Linked DNA regions of Homo sapiens: region 2 is linked to region 1. The links are chromatin loops, found by intact Hi-C in ENCODE. Cell type or tissue: heart right ventricle. All regions are shown on one strand.

The links. Hi-C counts contacts between places; a loop is a spot of excess contacts. Peaks named below come from ENCODE experiments on the same cell type or tissue, not always from the same donor. Only the 100,000 strongest peaks of a DNase experiment are listed, where the experiment ranks them.
Region 2: a loop joins it to region 1, with 2.6 times the contacts of the local background. A loop is called at or near these places in 52 of 110 quality-filtered maps.

What each region holds. Positions count from the first base shown.
Region 1 is chr22:17,739,540-17,747,539 of GRCh38, reverse strand. It overlaps BID (BH3 interacting domain death agonist), which reads left to right. Exons shown (of 6, transcript NM_001196.4): 3 at 3,527-3,737. Among named protein-coding and RNA genes, the nearest start is that of MIR3198-1, 21 kb to the left of the region's middle. RefSeq lists an enhancer at 2,625-3,245 and a silencer at 4,823-5,117. In heart right ventricle, a CTCF peak has its summit at 4,916 (motif pointing left); a DNase peak (open chromatin) is centred at 4,931.
Region 2 is chr22:18,064,936-18,072,935 of GRCh38, reverse strand. It overlaps LOC105372853 (a long non-coding RNA gene), which reads right to left. Exons shown (of 6, transcript XR_001755424.2): 2 at 2,723-2,778; 3 at 2,114-2,169; 4 at 1,914-2,029; 5 at 348-429. Among named protein-coding and RNA genes, the nearest start is that of PEX26, 9.1 kb to the left of the region's middle. RefSeq lists an enhancer at 1,630-2,829 and a silencer at 7,412-7,501. In heart right ventricle, a CTCF peak has its summit at 1,668 (motif pointing left); a DNase peak (open chromatin) is centred at 4,315; H3K27ac peaks cover 2,382 bases.

The sequences.
Region 1 (8,000 bases):
AGACCAGCCTGGCCAACATGGTGAAGCCCCATCTTTACTAAAAATACAAAAATTAGCCAGGCGTGGTGGCACGTGCCTGTAACCCCAGCTACTTGGGAGGCTGAGGCAGGAGAATCCATTGAACCTGGGAGGCAGAGGTTGCAGTGAGCTGAGATGGCACCATTGTACTCCAGCCTGGGCAACAGAATGAGACTCTGTCTCCAAAAACAAAGTGGATCTAGAAGATCAAAAAAGGGCATGATTCCATATTGGCACAGCACAAGCCCTATTCTTGGAATTAAATGGCATCCATCTTCCGAGCCCACTCCTGTCCTGCAGGGCCGGCCCAGCCTGTCCCTGAGGCACTGGTCCAGACAGGAGCCTGTCCACACAGCTGTCCACTCAGTGGGCCCAGTGCTTGGCTTCACGGTCACTTGCGGCACCTAGACCTCCTCTGGCAGGTGCCATTCTTTCCTCTCCCTCCCTGCCGCCTCGAGTCTTTATTTTCTGTGGGATCTTGAGTTTGATAACCTGACCTGCTGTGGTGGCAGCACCGCTCTGTGTCCAGATTCTGGATGCCAATTTACCAAGCGCAGGTCAAAAAGAAGTCCTTGGGCAGCGGCTGCCTGCGTTAGCTTCTTGGGGCTGCTGTAGGCGGTTCCAAGCAGGAGAGTGGCTTTAAACAACAGATGCGGATCCCCTCCCGGTTCTAGAGGCCCAAAGGCTGGAATCCCATGTTGCCCGGCTGCTTCCTTCTGGGGCGCTCTCCTGGCTCCTGTGGCTGCCTCTGTCTTCACATGGCGTCCTCTCTGTGTGTCTCTGCTTAAATCTCCCTCTCCTTTCTCTTACAAAGACACCAGTCATTGGATTTAGGGCCCACCCTAATCCAATATGACCTCATCTTAACTTGATTACATCTGTAAAAACCTTATTTTCAAATAAGGTCACATTGACAGGTACTTGGGGTTAGGACTTGCGCTTTTCTTTTTGGGTGACACAGCTTAGCCCAGCACTAACTGTGTCACCAGGACTGTCGCTTGAGGCAGGAATGAAGCACATCCTGTTTGTAAGCTGTCTTGTGCCATGCGGCTGCTCCGTACAAGAATTGTTAGGAATTGATGCAGTGGAATTTTGCATACAGTTTTTCCTCTCTTCAGAAACAACTTTGGAGAAGTAAAGGCTGAATAGCAATACACAAGCACCTTATTTTATTTTATTTTAGATTCAGGGGCACGTGTACATGTTTGTCACATGGGAATATTGTGCACTGGTGGGGACTGGGCTTCCGGTATCGCATGGAGAGGGACTCTTTCTGCGCTCCCCCGCCCCCGCCTCCCTACTGTAAAGTGCCCGGTGCCTGCTCTCTCCATCTTCGTGTCCATGGGCACCCATTGTTTAGCTCCCACTTATAAGTGAGAACAGTCAGTATTTGATTTTCTGTTTCTGAGTTAGTTCACTTAGGGTAATGGCCTCTAGCTCCATCCGTGTTGCTGCAGAGGACATGATTTTATTCTTTTTTATGGCTGCAGCAATACACAAGCTCCTTATTTTTATTTATTTATTTATTTATTTTTGTTGTTTGTTTGTTTGTTTTGAGACGGAGTCTGGCTCTCGTCCCCCAGGCTGGAGTGCAATGGCGCGATCTCGGCTCATTGCAACCTCCACCTCCCGGGTTCAAGCGATTCTCCTGCCTCAGCCTCCCAAGTAGCTGGGACTACAGACGCCCGCCACCAGGCCCGGCTAATTTTTGTATTTTTAGTAGAGACAAGGTTTCATCATGTTGGCCAGGCTGGTCTCAAACTCCTGACTTCGTGATCCGCCCGCCTCGGCCTCCCAAAGTGCTGGGATTACAGGCGTGAGCCACCGCGCCCGGCCAAGCTCCTTATTTTAAGCATTTTTTTTTTCTTTTTTGAGACAGGGTTTCACTTTGTCACCCAGGTTGGAGTGCAGTGGTGTGATCATGGCTCATTGCAGCCTCAAACTTCTGGGCTCAAGTGACCTTCCCGCCTCAGTCTCATGAGTAGCTGGGACTGCAGGTGCATGCCACCTTGGCTAATTTTTATTTTTTGTAGAGATGGGGATCTTGTTGCCAGGCTGGTCTCAAATTCCTGGGCTCAAACGATCCTCCTGCCTCTGCCTCCCAGAGTGCCGGGATTACAGGCATCACCTAGCAAAGCATTAAAACAATTTGCTGCTGGGTGCAGTAGGTCACACCTGTAATCCCAGCACTTTGAGAGGCCAAGGAGTTGGGGGGAGTTGGGGGGCGGGCGGATCACGAGGTCAGGAGTTCGAGACCAGCCTGACCAACATGGTGAAACCTCGTCTCTACTAAAAATACAAAAATTAGCCGGGCGTGGTGATGCACACCTGTAATCCCAGCTACTCAGGAAGCTGAGGCGGGAGAATCATTTGAACCCAGGAAGCGGAGGTTGTAGTGAGCCGAGATCACACCACTGCACTCCAGCCTGGGTGACAGAGCGAGACTCCATCTCAAAACAAAAACAAAAACAAAAAAACAATTTGCCCTGTAAGAACTGTCCTCTAAAAGTTTTTGGTTTTTCTAATGAAAAATATTATGGACTTAGAGAATAGAAATAAATTTCTGCCTACACTTCCATCTTCCCTCCCACCCTTCTCTGGCAGCCCAGGAGGTCTTTTTGTGTGAATCTGCGCAGATCTCAGCGTCCCTGCCCTTCTTTGTGTTTTGTTCTCTCTTCCACCTTAGGTCTTTCTCTGGTCTGGGCACACCCAGCTGCAGGGCTCACCTTTGCCTGTAAGAATACAGCCCCCAAACACAGTCAGTACCCCAAGAACAGTCCCTGCCATCTCTGGCGGCACAGATGCTGGCCAAGCTGCAGCTGCCAGTGCTGCCCAGGGAGCTGGAGAGCTGCCGGCCAAGAGCCCAGCCCCTCTGGGTAGAGCAGGAGCCAGTGCCACCACTCCCTGTGGGATTCGGATTAAGGACACACCCACCCAAAGTAAACCAAGCTTGGCCAAAGGCAGGTGCCCAGCTGTGGTCACCACTCCGCAGTAGTTACTGAAAATCTTCCATCTGCCCAATACCCTCCTGAGCCCGTGAAGGAGATGAGCGGAAAGAGGCTCCGCCTGTTGGAAGCACAGCCAGGAAAGGTGGGCTCAGATTGCTGAAGCCTGCAGGGGAACTTGAAGAAAGCGTGCCAGCACAGGATGGCGGATGATGCCCGCATGACACTCGCTCGCCTCCCCGGAACAGCCTGTGGCCTTCTCACCTAGTGGGAAGCTCCCCAGCCGCGTGTTTCAGGAGGTCCAGCAGATTCCTCTGCAGAGGAATCCCTTTCTGCAGAGTCGGGGCTCGCTCCCTGCCATCTACGGGCAGTGCTGCTTAAAGCTGTGGCTGCAGACCTTGCCTCTGCCTGTTGAGACCTCCTGCAGGGCCCTCCAGCCCACAGGGTCCCTCAGCTCTCTGGGACCTGTGAGGCTCTTTGGGCCAGCTGCAACTGGAGCTCTTTGCAGGAGGGGCCTCTGGCCTGGCTGAAGTCCCGGCTTCCTGACTCCCCTTTCCCCTCAGGTCAACAACGGTTCCAGCCTCAGGGATGAGTGCATCACAAACCTACTGGTGTTTGGCTTCCTCCAAAGCTGTTCTGACAACAGCTTCCGCAGAGAGCTGGACGCACTGGGCCACGAGCTGCCAGTGCTGGCTCCCCAGTGGGAGGGCTACGATGAGCTGCAGACTGATGGCAACCGCAGCAGCCACTCCCGCTTGGGAAGAATAGAGGCAGGTAGGCGGCCGGCCCCACCTCCTTCCCCAAAGCTGGGCTTCTCTGTCGCCAGTAACATTCAGGGAGCCTCAGGGCTGGAAGGGACCCCCGGGATCACTCTGCCTCTGCAGTTTCAGCTGCCACGTACGCTGGTATCACTTAATCACTTGACTGGTCTCTACTTGATTCCCTCCAGTGCTGCTGAACTCACTGCCTACCATTTTTGGGTGACTCTGTTAGAAAGTTCTTCCTTTCTGTTGAGACAGAATCTCATGTACTGGTCTTGAGTCCCTTGTCTGGACCAACATAGAATGGTGTTTTTATCCAATTTTCCAAATGTGATTCTGATACAAAGATTGCAGACCACTTGTCTGGATTATATAACCCAAGGGGTTCTCACACTTGGCCTTGTATCATTTCAAGGACCTGGAGCTTTAAATGCTGGTGCCTGCATCTCACCTCCAGAGATTCTGATTGGTTGGTCTGGGCATTGCTGGGTCTGGGCAAAGCCCCCAGGTGGCACTACCGGTGCGGCCCCTGCCTCCCCAAGCAGGCCTGGCTGACTGTCCCATTGATTGAGGCCCACTGGTTTCACAGTGACTTTTGCACTGTCTATACCTGACATATTTCCTTTCATACATTATGCTCCGTGATTACCTATACAAGAACACAGAAGTATTTGGAACCTCATTTCCAGGTGAGGAAACCCAGGTCCAGCAAAGGGTAAATGACTAGCTCCAGATCACACAGCTTGTGGCCATGTTACCACTGGGACATGGGGCCAGGCCCCTTCTTGAGGTGGGCCTCAGCCGCCCTCCCACTGTAGGGCACTGACTCCAGGTCACCATGGTTTCCAGACTGTTCACCTTTCCTGTTGCTGATCCCTGCACTCTCCTCCAGCCTCCAGCTCCACTCCCCTTTGCCAAGGGGCTGCTTCTATGGACAGGGGCTGTCCCGAGTGGAGGCTGGGGGCGAGTGGAGGCTCACCCACTTCCAGATCCAGCCCTGCGACGCTGGCTTTCAGTAGTGTGCACATTGGAATTACACGAGAAACCTTTTCCAAATGCAGGCCTTGGGCCCTACTCCAGCTGCCTGCATCAGGCTGTTTTAGGGCGGGAGACTGCCCAGAGGATTCTGACGCAGGTAGAATCCCTGCCCTGAAAGCCTGCAGGGATCCCCGGACCCTGGTCCAGGCCTTCCAAGCTCAAGGGTTGCACTGCCCTCTGGTGGCTGTGGGGGAGACCAACAGCTGACCCAGCCTTCTGCCTCCCGCCTGTCTTAGATCAGGTGCTTGAGGACGTGGCTGGAGTTCCCCACTAGACCGGGGTGGGGGTGGGGGTGGGGGGTGGGGGGAGGTGTCTGAGAATGTCTCTGCCTTCTAATCCAGCCAGCATATCTTCTGGCTCGCCCTGAACTGAGGAGAAACCCCAGATCCCTTTGGGAAGGTCCAGGAAGGGCAGGAGTGGACAGGCACAGCTCTGCTGTCAGCACTGCTGTGGGGGTGACTGTAGCCCCAGTCTGCCCTGGTGTTTTTCTCTCGCTCTTCTCCATGCCGGCCTTTGCCTCTAGACTGAGAAACCGGGGTTGACTCAAGTGGCACCTGCAAAAGTGATCATGGCAGTTCACTTAGCCTGCAGGTGACAGGGACTGTGAATCTAGTCCCTGGCGAGCCTGGAAAGAGGGGCAAGGTAGAGGCTCTGGCTGCCGGGGTTTCTTTGGTGAGTCCGTTCACTCGGCTGGACACAGACGGATCAGGAAAGATTCCTGTTGCTACTCGGCTGGTGGCCAGAGGGAGAGAGGACGTGTCCGTAACTGAAGCAAGGTGGATAAGCTTCGGGAACGAGCGAGGCACAGATTCGGTGCTGGGGGAGTGATGAGGTGCTGGAGGAGCTGGGTGCTCTGCTCTGCAGGGAATCAGGAAAACTTTGGGGCTGCAGCTCCAATTGAGCTGGGCCTTGGGGGTTGGGTATGTTTGGTTCCTTGGAAACTGGGAAGAGGGAATGGCCATCTTTTAAGCAAAAGCCCAGCGGCTATAAATGCTACAGTGAGGCTGGGTGCAGTGGTTCACGCCTGTAATCCCAGCACTTTGGGAGGCCAAGGCAGGTGGATCATGAGGTCAGGAGTTCAAGACCACCCTAGCCAAGATGGTGAAACCCCGTCTCTACTAAAAAAAATATATAAAAATTAGCCAGGCGGGGTGGCGGGTGCCTGTAATCCCAGCTACTTGGGAGGCTGAGGTAGAGAATTGTTTGAACCCGGGAAGCGGAGGTTGCAGTGAGCTGAGATTGTACCACTGCACTCCAGCTTGGGGAACAGAGTGAGACTATGTCTTGAAAAAAAAAAGAAAAAAAAAAGCTACAGTGAGTAGTTGAGTTTGCCTAGGAAGCGTGGAAGTTAAGTCAGACGTACTTTCAGGCTGGGTCATGACTTGTCACTTAAGCAGAGATGAGCACTTGAGAGGTTTTGAAGAGAAGTGATGTGGCAGCCTTACTGCATGTTCCATGGACAGACTCCAGGGAGGCCGTGAAACCCCCAGAGCACAGCTTCTAAGAACGTGCCCACTCCTTAGCACGTCACTTCTCCCAACCCTGCCCTGCTCTGAGGTCTGTGCTGTGAAGGTGGCCGAGTAGACTGGACGGCAGGGAGTGGGGCTGTCATCATCAGATGAGAGCTAAGGGGACCCCCACCAGGGTGGCGGCAATGGCAGAGGGTAGGCAAAACGCTTGTATTTGCAACATAAGGTGAGATTTGACAGCTGACCGAGGGTGGGAGCAGCAGCCAAAACCAAAAAAGCCAGAGGGAAGTTGCAAGCACAGAAAAAATAGAAGATTTAATGGGAGAAATAACAATAGCTGGCATCTATTGAACACTTACTGGGAGCTAGGTACAGGGCCCATTCATTCATTCATGCAATTAAAACTTTTTTTAAGAAACGGGGTCTTGCTCTGTTGCCCAGGCTGGAGTGTAGTGGTATGATCACAGCTCACTGCAGCCTTGAATTCCTGGCCTCAAGGAGTCCTCCCACCTCAGCCTCCTGTGTAGCTGGGATTATAGGTACGTGCGGTACACCTGGCTCCCTTTAAAAGTTTTTTGTAGAGGCAGGGCACAGTGGCTCACACCTGTAATCCCAGCACTTTGGGAGGCCAAGGCAGGAGGATCACAAGGTCAGGAGTTCGAGACCAGCCTGACCAACATGGTGAAACCCGTCTCTACTTAAAATACAAAAATTAGCCGGGTGTGGTGGCGGGCGCCTGTAATCCCAGCTACTCAGGAGGCTGAAGCATGAGACTTGCTTGAACCCAGGAGGCGAAGGTTGCAGTGAGCCGAGATCGCGCCACTGCACTCCAGCCTGGGTGACAGAGCAAGACTCCGTCTCAAAAAAAAAAAAAAAGTTTCTTGTAGAGGCAGGGCCTTGCTTTGTTGCTGGTGCAATCACGGCTCACTGCATCCTCTAACTCCTGGCCTTAAGCAATCTTCTGTCCTCAGCCTCCCAAAGCACTGGGATTACAGGCATGCATGACCACACCTGGTCCCTGCCATTGTTTATTGAGCACCTACTGAGTGCCATGTATTAAGTGCTGGGTATTTGTCAGTGGACAAAACAGATTAAAAAAATCACAGCCCTTAGGGAGCTTACCTTCTGGCAGGGGCGTCAGACAATAACACAGCAAGTGCTGAGGAAGAAACGGAGGCGGCAGGGAGCGTGGCAGTTGAGCGTGGCCTTCATGGAGCTGCGACAGTGGTACTCGGGCAGGGGCAGCACGGAGGCTGTGCGCCAGAGGAGGAGGACTGAGGGGCAAGGGGGAGAGCTCTGGTTGGAAAGGCAGGGGAGATTCTCCAGGGCCTTGCCGGTGCCAGTGACAACTGGGGTTTTCCTGAGACGGGACTGCGAGGAATGGGGGCTCTCAGGCTTGAGAGGGCAAAAGTGGGTCTGGGATGCCGTCTGCCCACAGAGCCCCTTCCCCAACGGCTGCCCAGGCCAAGGCCAACCCTGTTGGGTTGTGTGGTGTGAGCCATGAAGCCGCTGCCAGGCTTGTACCTCAGGCGTGGTCGTGATGCCCCAGCTTCACCGGCCCTGCCTGTGGGGACGTGGTGCCTGTGTGCGGGAGCCTGGGCCTCAGCCGAGGCCCTGAGCTCCGGCACTGCCCAGAACCCAGCTCAGCGCTGGTACTCAGCCCGCCCGCTGTGGCCCTGGTGGAGTGGAGCACGTGCCCAGTGGGGGCTGGCCTTGTCCCATCGCGGACCTGTCCTTTCCCGGGGCAGGGTGGTGTGGGAGAGGGTATC
Region 2 (8,000 bases), 330 kb before region 1:
TGGAGCTGGGGGAGGTGTGCGGACTTAATCCGGACCACTGGGCTCCAGTCTTTCTTCTTAACTAGTATAATACTGGATCTACAAGGTACTTTTGCTTGTCTTATTTGACCTTGACAGCAAACCTGTGAACAAGGTCATACAGGTATATTATTATTATTATCCCTATTGATAGATGGGAAATGAAAGCTTGGAAACTCTGCCGAAGTTTAAAATCCATGGTTTCAGTGGCAAAGCTGGGAAGGAGGTTTCTCACCAGATCCCATGCCCAGGGGCCATGCTTCAAAGGGCCTCCATAGCTCCTCTTCATCTGCCTTGAAGGTGACTCCAGGAGCCCCTCCATTTCTTACCTACCCCAGGAGTCAGAAGATGCACTCAGGGAAGGCTGAACAAATCTTCACGATGCCAGATCAATTCATTCCCTCTCCAAGCCTGAAAAACGAAACCAGTAATGGGTGTGCACTGGGGATAATTCAGCCCTGGCTCTATTGTGGAAGGGTATAAAGATGCTCTCTCCTCCCAGAGTCTTTCCTGATCCTACCTGATTCAGGCAAATCACTCTTTCCCAATTGTGCTTTGCTTTCTTGATGCCTCACCTGTGGGTCCTTCCAAGTTTCCACAGTTCCTTATAGTTATTTGTGTCATTCCCCTACTGTACTGTGTTCTCCTGTGGGCAGGGACAGGGTCCCACTCATTCTGGGATCCTGGTGCCATCTAGCTTGGTGTGAAATAATAGCATGTAATGCTGCAGAGGGACCCCACCTCCCTTGTGCTCTTCAGTGTCATATGGCCTTGACTTTCAGGCACCCTTGCTGGTAAGCACTGTGTGAAAAGGTTGGAAGCTGAGAAGGTCCGTGCCCTGGCCCAGGCCTGCAAAAAGACAGACACTGGCAGGTGTTTCCAGATATTGATCTGCCCAGCCTGACTTCTTGTCTATGAGCAATTTGCAACTAGAGTTCTTTTCCTTATTTCCTAGAAATAATCTAATAAACTCAGTCACTCTGAGCCACAGAATTTTAGAGTTGGAAGGAGCTTTATACTACAGTCAAGGAGAAACTGAGGCCCCACTCGGCATCTGTTTCCGGAGTAGAGTAAGAAGGACACCAGATGCAACACTTAAAAGTCGGTGAAGTGAGGAAAACAGGTGTCTGTGTATATTTTTAATCAATGACATTTCAGTTCACTTCAAAAGTTAAGGGCTACTCAGCCAAGCTCCAGTCTACTTGGTTTTGTAAAGACCTTTCTCTGCAAGTTAGGATGTTCAGGAAAAATGACCCTTCCAGCTAGGTGTGGTGGCTCATCCCTATAATCCCAGCACTTTGGGAGGCTGAGGTGGGTGGATCACCTGAGGTCAGGAGTTCGAGAAAAGCCTGGCCAACCTGGTGAAACCCTGTCTCTACTAAAAATATAAAAGTTAGCTGGGCATGTTGGTGGGTGCCTACAATCCCAGCTACTCGGAAGACTGAGGCAGGAGAATCACTTGAACCCAGGAGGCGGAGGTTGCAGTGAGCTGAGATTGCACCATTGCACTCCAGCCTGCGCAGCAGAGCAAGACTCTGTTTCAGAAAAAAAAAAGAAAGAAAGAAAGAAAGAAAAAAGAATGACCCTTCCTGGGATTCACAGGGCACAACTCTTGGAGGTGTTAATCATATCGCACATCGTGTGGGTGGGGGTGGCGCCCCCTGGAGGTGTGCAGTTTTACAGTGTGCCAGGCCGGATGTGGCAGCCTACCTTGTTCCTGCGCCACACTAACATGGGTTTTGATGGCGAAGTCCAGACACATTCAGTTTTCTGCGGACACTCCCAGTTTGTGGCAACAGCAAAGATTCTGCCCATCCCCCCAGCCCCAGTCTCTTATCGTCCCTCACTGAGGATGGGCTGCTCAACAGACAGGCTGCCTCTAAGCAGGTACAGACCTGCCTGCGCGGAGTTCTCCGGGAAGAAGAGGATCCCGAATGGTAAGGCATGCAGTCACCATCCCTTCTATTTTGAGTCCTGCTGGGAAACTTGTTTGTTCTTTGTGCATCTGGTTCTGAAATGTAGCGGGACAGTGGAAATATATTACAGGTAGACTCCACACACCCTTCCCCTAATCGCTCATGACAGAGGTGATTACCTGGGCAGCATGAATGAGTAGGTGAGTTCATAGTTCTCCTCTCTGACAGCCAGAGTCTAAGGGATCAGAAAAACAGAGATGGAAAAACAGGAATGACATGTTACCATAGCAAACAAGGAAACTCATGTGTACACAGCCTATGATTGAAACCACCATGTTATTATAGCCTATGAAATAAACAGAGATGAAAAGGCATCTCTCTTCTTCCCTTCCCAGGGCCATCTTGAAGGGACTCCTTCCCCTCTGACTTCCTGTCACAGGCATTTGTCATTATGATTTTCGCCAGCTGCTCCTGGTTTTCAGAAACTCCATTTTCCATACCTGAGAAAACCTTCTGTGGGATTAGAGGAAACTATGGATCCAAGGTTTTACAAACGGGAATCTGGTTGTTCAGTATCCACTGTCTTTTGTCTTTTGTTTTTGCTTAAATGATACATACCTAAAGTAAAAATAATTCAAAGACACAAAAGTACAAAGAGAATGAGAATCATCTGAAATCCTACCACTCCTAATAAGAACTTTTAGCACTGTGCTGCATATCCCTCCACAAGCACACACAATGAGCATGCGTAGCTACACAGAGTTATGCCACTCTGCACCCTGACTTACCCATGGTGCGTCAGGGGAGTCCTTTCTATTCTTCAATTGGATATTGGAATTACTACCTAAAACAAGAAATCAAACAATCCCGCTGTTACTAATAATGACTTAGCTGTTTACAGTTCTCTGTAGCTAAAAAGCAAGTATACGTCCTTGATCCCATATAGTCCTGAAGCTGCAAGGAGAACTCTGGGGTGCCCAGCTCCCTCCTTTGTATGCTTCATTCTCCTCATCCTTCACATTTGTGTGGTACTTTACAACTTAAAAAGCACTTTCACATTATTTGATTTGATTATCATGAAGTGAGATGATCAAGCATAAGATACGTAAAAATGATTGCAGTGACAATGATAATAGTCATAACGATATTTATCGAGAAATTAGTGTGTGCCAGGCTCCATGCTAGGTCCATTACATGCATTGATGCATTGCTTCATTTAATGCTCATTATCCCCATGTTAAACATCATAGAACTATGGCTTAGAGAGGCTGAGTAGTTTGATCACATTTCCACAGCTAATCCAGGTGGAATTCTAATCCAGGTATCTCTGACTTGAAAATTCCTTGTTATTAACCACTGCATCATACTGCCTCTTATAACGACTGATCTTTGTGCAGTACTTTATAAAAAAACCTCTAGATTATATTATTGTCTCAATTTTATAGCTGAAGAAACTAAGGCCGGAGAGGTTACATGTTTGCCTGAGTCTCAGAGCTGGGATCCTAACCAGTTTGATTCCACCTCTGCTGCTGTTTCCACTGCACTGTACCAGACTCTCTCCTCAAAGAGAAGGTGCTGGGTGTCAAAACTCTTCTCTCAAGTCTCCAGAAAGGGGAGTCCTTATTAAGATCTTTCAAAAATCCTTCCTGCTGCAATGAAATCTGTGTGCCTTTTTCTATGGGAACAAAGGTCAGCCTCTTGCGTGGAGACTGAGTTCTCATGCACTAGTTGGGAAGAAGGAGATAAAGTTCTCGGAGCTCCAGTCTGATCTAGGTGGTTTCTTCTTCACAATGTTCTTGTGTGTTTGGCATAGGGCAGAGTTGGTCTGTCTTACTCTTTTTTTATTTTTTTCAGAGAGGAAGGAGGGAGACTGTTTATTCTTGAGGATATGAAACTAGAGATGATACAAAATAGAAGGAGATGCAGGGAAACCATTTAAACCCAGGGTGAGTGGAAGGCACATACAAGGAATTCCACGGCATCTTTTTTGACTTATAGGCAAAGTGTCAGTTTATGGAGGTATCTAGGCCATTAATATTTTCCCCTTTAGAGATAACAAGTGTTATTTATAAAGCACTCTTTTCTAGAATGAACTCAAAGCACTGAATGGGTGCTGCCTAATTACTCCACCCAACAAACAATCAGGCAGCCAGGAAAAGAGAGAGAGAATTATGCCCATTTTACAGTTTGGGAGACTGAGCCATGAAAAGAGTGAGGCCTTGCTCAAAACTAGCTCATGGAGAGCTGAAAATAGAAGGCAAGCCTCCTAATAGCACCCTCGCATCTCACTGTGTACAGCTTTCCTGCTTTCAGATGTCCTCCTGAGAAAGGAGAGCCTGCTTGCTGGCCAGAGAAAAGCAGCCGACATTCTCTGGTGACTACAGCTCCCAGCAGACACCGAGAGGAGACAGGGCTGTGCCCCTAGTACCCATTCCAGATTCCCAAATATGGAGAAGCACTGGGTTTTGGAAGAGGAATGGAATGTTTACCCTTGAGAGACAGAGAGAGAGAGGATGAGGTAAGTTTGGAATATTTAACTCTGTCACCTAAATGCCTGCCTGGTCTTTGAAATACAGCAGCCAAAGTCATGATCTTTTAATACATCTTTCTAGAAGATCTCACTTTTTAAATCCAGCAGTTACTTCAGCAGAACACTGCTTTCTCCTAGGATTAGGTGTGTGATGATGGGACAGTTGTAGTTCCAGGAGGCCAGATACCCTTTTTCTGACGCTGAGCAGCTCAGAAAGTGATGGTGGGAAGGAAACCCAGGTGAAGATCTGCTCTGCTGCAAAAGGAGCAGACGTCCCCGAGGCTGTGCTGCTGGCAGGCTTGCCGAACCAAAGGACCAGCGGCCTGGGAGGACAAGGGTTACTCTTTGTCTGCCTGGGAGGCTGCTGAGCCCGCCTGGTGGGAAAGGCGTGAAAGAACTGTTCCCACTAGCTTGGTCTCCATTCTGTCAACAAATGTTGACAGAAGCACCTTTGCTGGAGGCACTAGGCTGGATGCTGAGGGGGATGTCTGACACAGAGCAGATCTCTGCCCTCAGGAGGCTTCCCCTCGGGGGAGGATGGAAAAGGAAAGATGGAGCAAGGAAGAAAGAGACAGACAACATAGGGCAGCGTGTGCTTACACCTTTCATTCAGTGTTTATTTACCCGTCGCCCACCATGTGCCAGGCGGGCACTGTTCTAAGCCACTTGGAATGCAATTGTGACTCTGCCAAAAGAAAAGGCTTCTGCCCTTACAGATCTCACTTCCTGGCAGCCCCTGATATCTGGGGGAAGAGTTCTTCAAGCAGAAGTCACAGCAGCAAGTGCGGGGCCTTGAGAGGGGTGTGAGGGTGGTGAGCATGCGAGCAGAAGGCCAATGTGGTGGGAGGAGAGTGGACAAGGGCAGGAGCAGGAGGTGGGAGAGCCAGGCTGGGGTCAAAGCACACAGGGCCTCATAAGGATCAGGAGGAGGGATTTCTTTCTAACTGTAGTGGAAACCAGTGAACTGTCCCCAATGAGGGGAGCAGACTCTAAAAGAGTCTGGAGAATGGTGCAAGGGTGTTGCTGAGCAGGGATGGACAGGAGGATGGATTCCGATCTAGAGAGAAGGTGCTGCCATCAAGAAGACCTTCAGAAGCTGGGTGTGGAGCCAGGCCAGCACATGGCCTGTCCAGACCATCCATCTGTCCAGAGACATGGTCACATGGGAAGCAGTGGATGGCGAGGCTGGAGAGGGGGGATCAGGAAGGTGTTTGTTTGTTTGTTTGTTTGTTTGTTTGTTTTTTGAGACAAGGTCTCACTCTATTACCCAGGCTGGAGTGCAGTGGCACCACCTAGGCTCACTACAACCTCCACCTCCCAGGTTCAAGCGATTCTTGTGCCTCAGCCTCTGAAGCAGTTTCACCATGGTGGCCAGGCTGGTCTCAAACTCCTGGGCTCAAGTGATCCACCTGCCTTGGCCTCCCTAAGTTCTGGGGATACAGGTGTAAGCCACTGCACCCAGCCTAAGTAGGAAGATTTTTGAGTCAGAAGGCTCTGAGCCTCAGGTTAACAGTAACAGGGAGACTTGGGTACATAGAGGCATTTTTCACAGACTTAGACGTCCATCTGAGAACCTGGTCTCCACCAAGAGGCCACCATTTTCCCCTAAGAGATTTGTTGCTTTGGAGGCTTCTGAGTGCCACATTGAAACCAAGGTGGCTGAGCTGCACAACTCCAGTGGCCCCGTGGACTTTGTATTGTATGTGAAAGGTGCCCCCAGTGCATAACGTAAACCACAGGGCAAGGCACCTGGTGGCACTGTGCGATGGCAGAGGCACCGTTTAGCATTTGGAGGATAAAGTGTCAAACCCACCAACAAGGACACACGGCACTTTAGTCACTCCCTTGACCCCTCGACCCAGCACAGCTGGCTGCAGAACAGGAAGAGGAAGGGGGATGAGAAGAACCGGGTGAGAGAGAGCTGAAAGGGAGAACGGAAAAGAGGGGTTAAAGGAGTAGGTAAGGGAAGGAGCACTTAATTTAGGTCATTCTTTTGCCTAGCAAAATGTGAGAGGGAAGTGAAAGATTGAGAAGAAGGGTAGCAAAAAGGGAGAAAATGATTGCGCAGGTGGCTGAGTTGCAAGTAGTTTTAGTAGAATTGTCCACAGCTGTGATCACTCTGGTGCAATGTGGCATGCATCACGTCCTGCCAGTCTGTGGAAATCAGGGCAGTAGCAAGGTGCCGAGACTGCAGTGTTGGGGATCTAAAGAAGACCCTGCCCCTGAGGAAGACAGTTGGCTTGGAGCCATCCAGTTCCTGGACATGCAGGATGAGCCGCTAGTCCACATTAAGCTCCCCACCAAGGGGTCTTATCCTCACTACTCCCTTTCTGTCTGAATTTGGGGAGACCATGGTACCACCCCAATAGATCAGAGCTGAATAAATTCAAAGCAAATGACAATCCCTGCCATGCTGCTGCTTCTCTCAAACCCCAGCAGCCAAACAGATAAAGGACTTTGTATGAAGAGGGAGCAGCAGACTGCTGTATGGGTGGCAGGGATGATGTGATGGGATTGGTGTGTTCTCTGCCCAGTCAGATCCATTTTCAATTCTCAATAATAGCAAGTAGCAATAAAATATTCTCTTAGACCATCACATCGAGGTTGCGTACTTCCTTGGACATGCAAGACCCGGCAGATTGTAAAGCGAGCCACGGTATTTAGGAGCCAGGACCCACATGCCAATGTCATCACCTCTCCTGCCTCTCACCCCACCTCCTTTCCAGAGCCATTGAATTTAGAGCAGTGTTGCCCTCTGCTCTCTGCACCAAATGCAACTGGCATACAGCTGCAGATATGGCTGCCATGCCCCATCCATCCTACAGGTGCCCATTGTCAAGTGAAGAAATGCCTGACTTTGGAGTGACAGCGTCAGAGTGTGTGGAAAGAATCCTCCTATCCCCAAACCACCCGAGAATTACATAGCTGTGCCCCATCATGCTGGCTAAGAACCTCTGCCCTCCTGCCCCCGCCTCTGCCTGCACCTGCATGACTTGCAGCTTAGCAAGCCTCTGAGCGATGACACAGCTTTGACCGACGGGGGCCGCCACTGCCTGCCCGTTGGTGGGCACAGCCAGGAAGACTCCTTCAAGGAGCACACGCTCATTTCATCCATCTCCTGGAAGCAGCTTGCCCATGTCCCTCAGGACCCAGCCCCTGCCTGCCTTCCTGGCCTCATTTCTCACTCCTAGTCTCCTCCTCATACCCACAGCTGCAGTCATAAAGCCCACCCTGCCACTGTCCTGGCCCACTCTGCCCTCTCTCAACCTGGGACTTTAAGCAAATGACTCCTTCTTCTTGGAAGCCCCTCTCTGCTTCCTGGACAGGCTGACCCCTTTTAACCCTCCAGAGTTTAGCTCAATTATCACCCCTTCTGGGAAGATTTTCCTAAATCTCTCCTTGCCTCTGTCAGGTGGGTGACGAGCTACTTGTCTATCTTCCTGTGGCACCCTGTACTTACCTGCATTGCAGCCTGCTCACCGTCTGCTTACGGAAGCAAATCCCACACCAAACTATTAACTCCTGCAGGGCTTTGC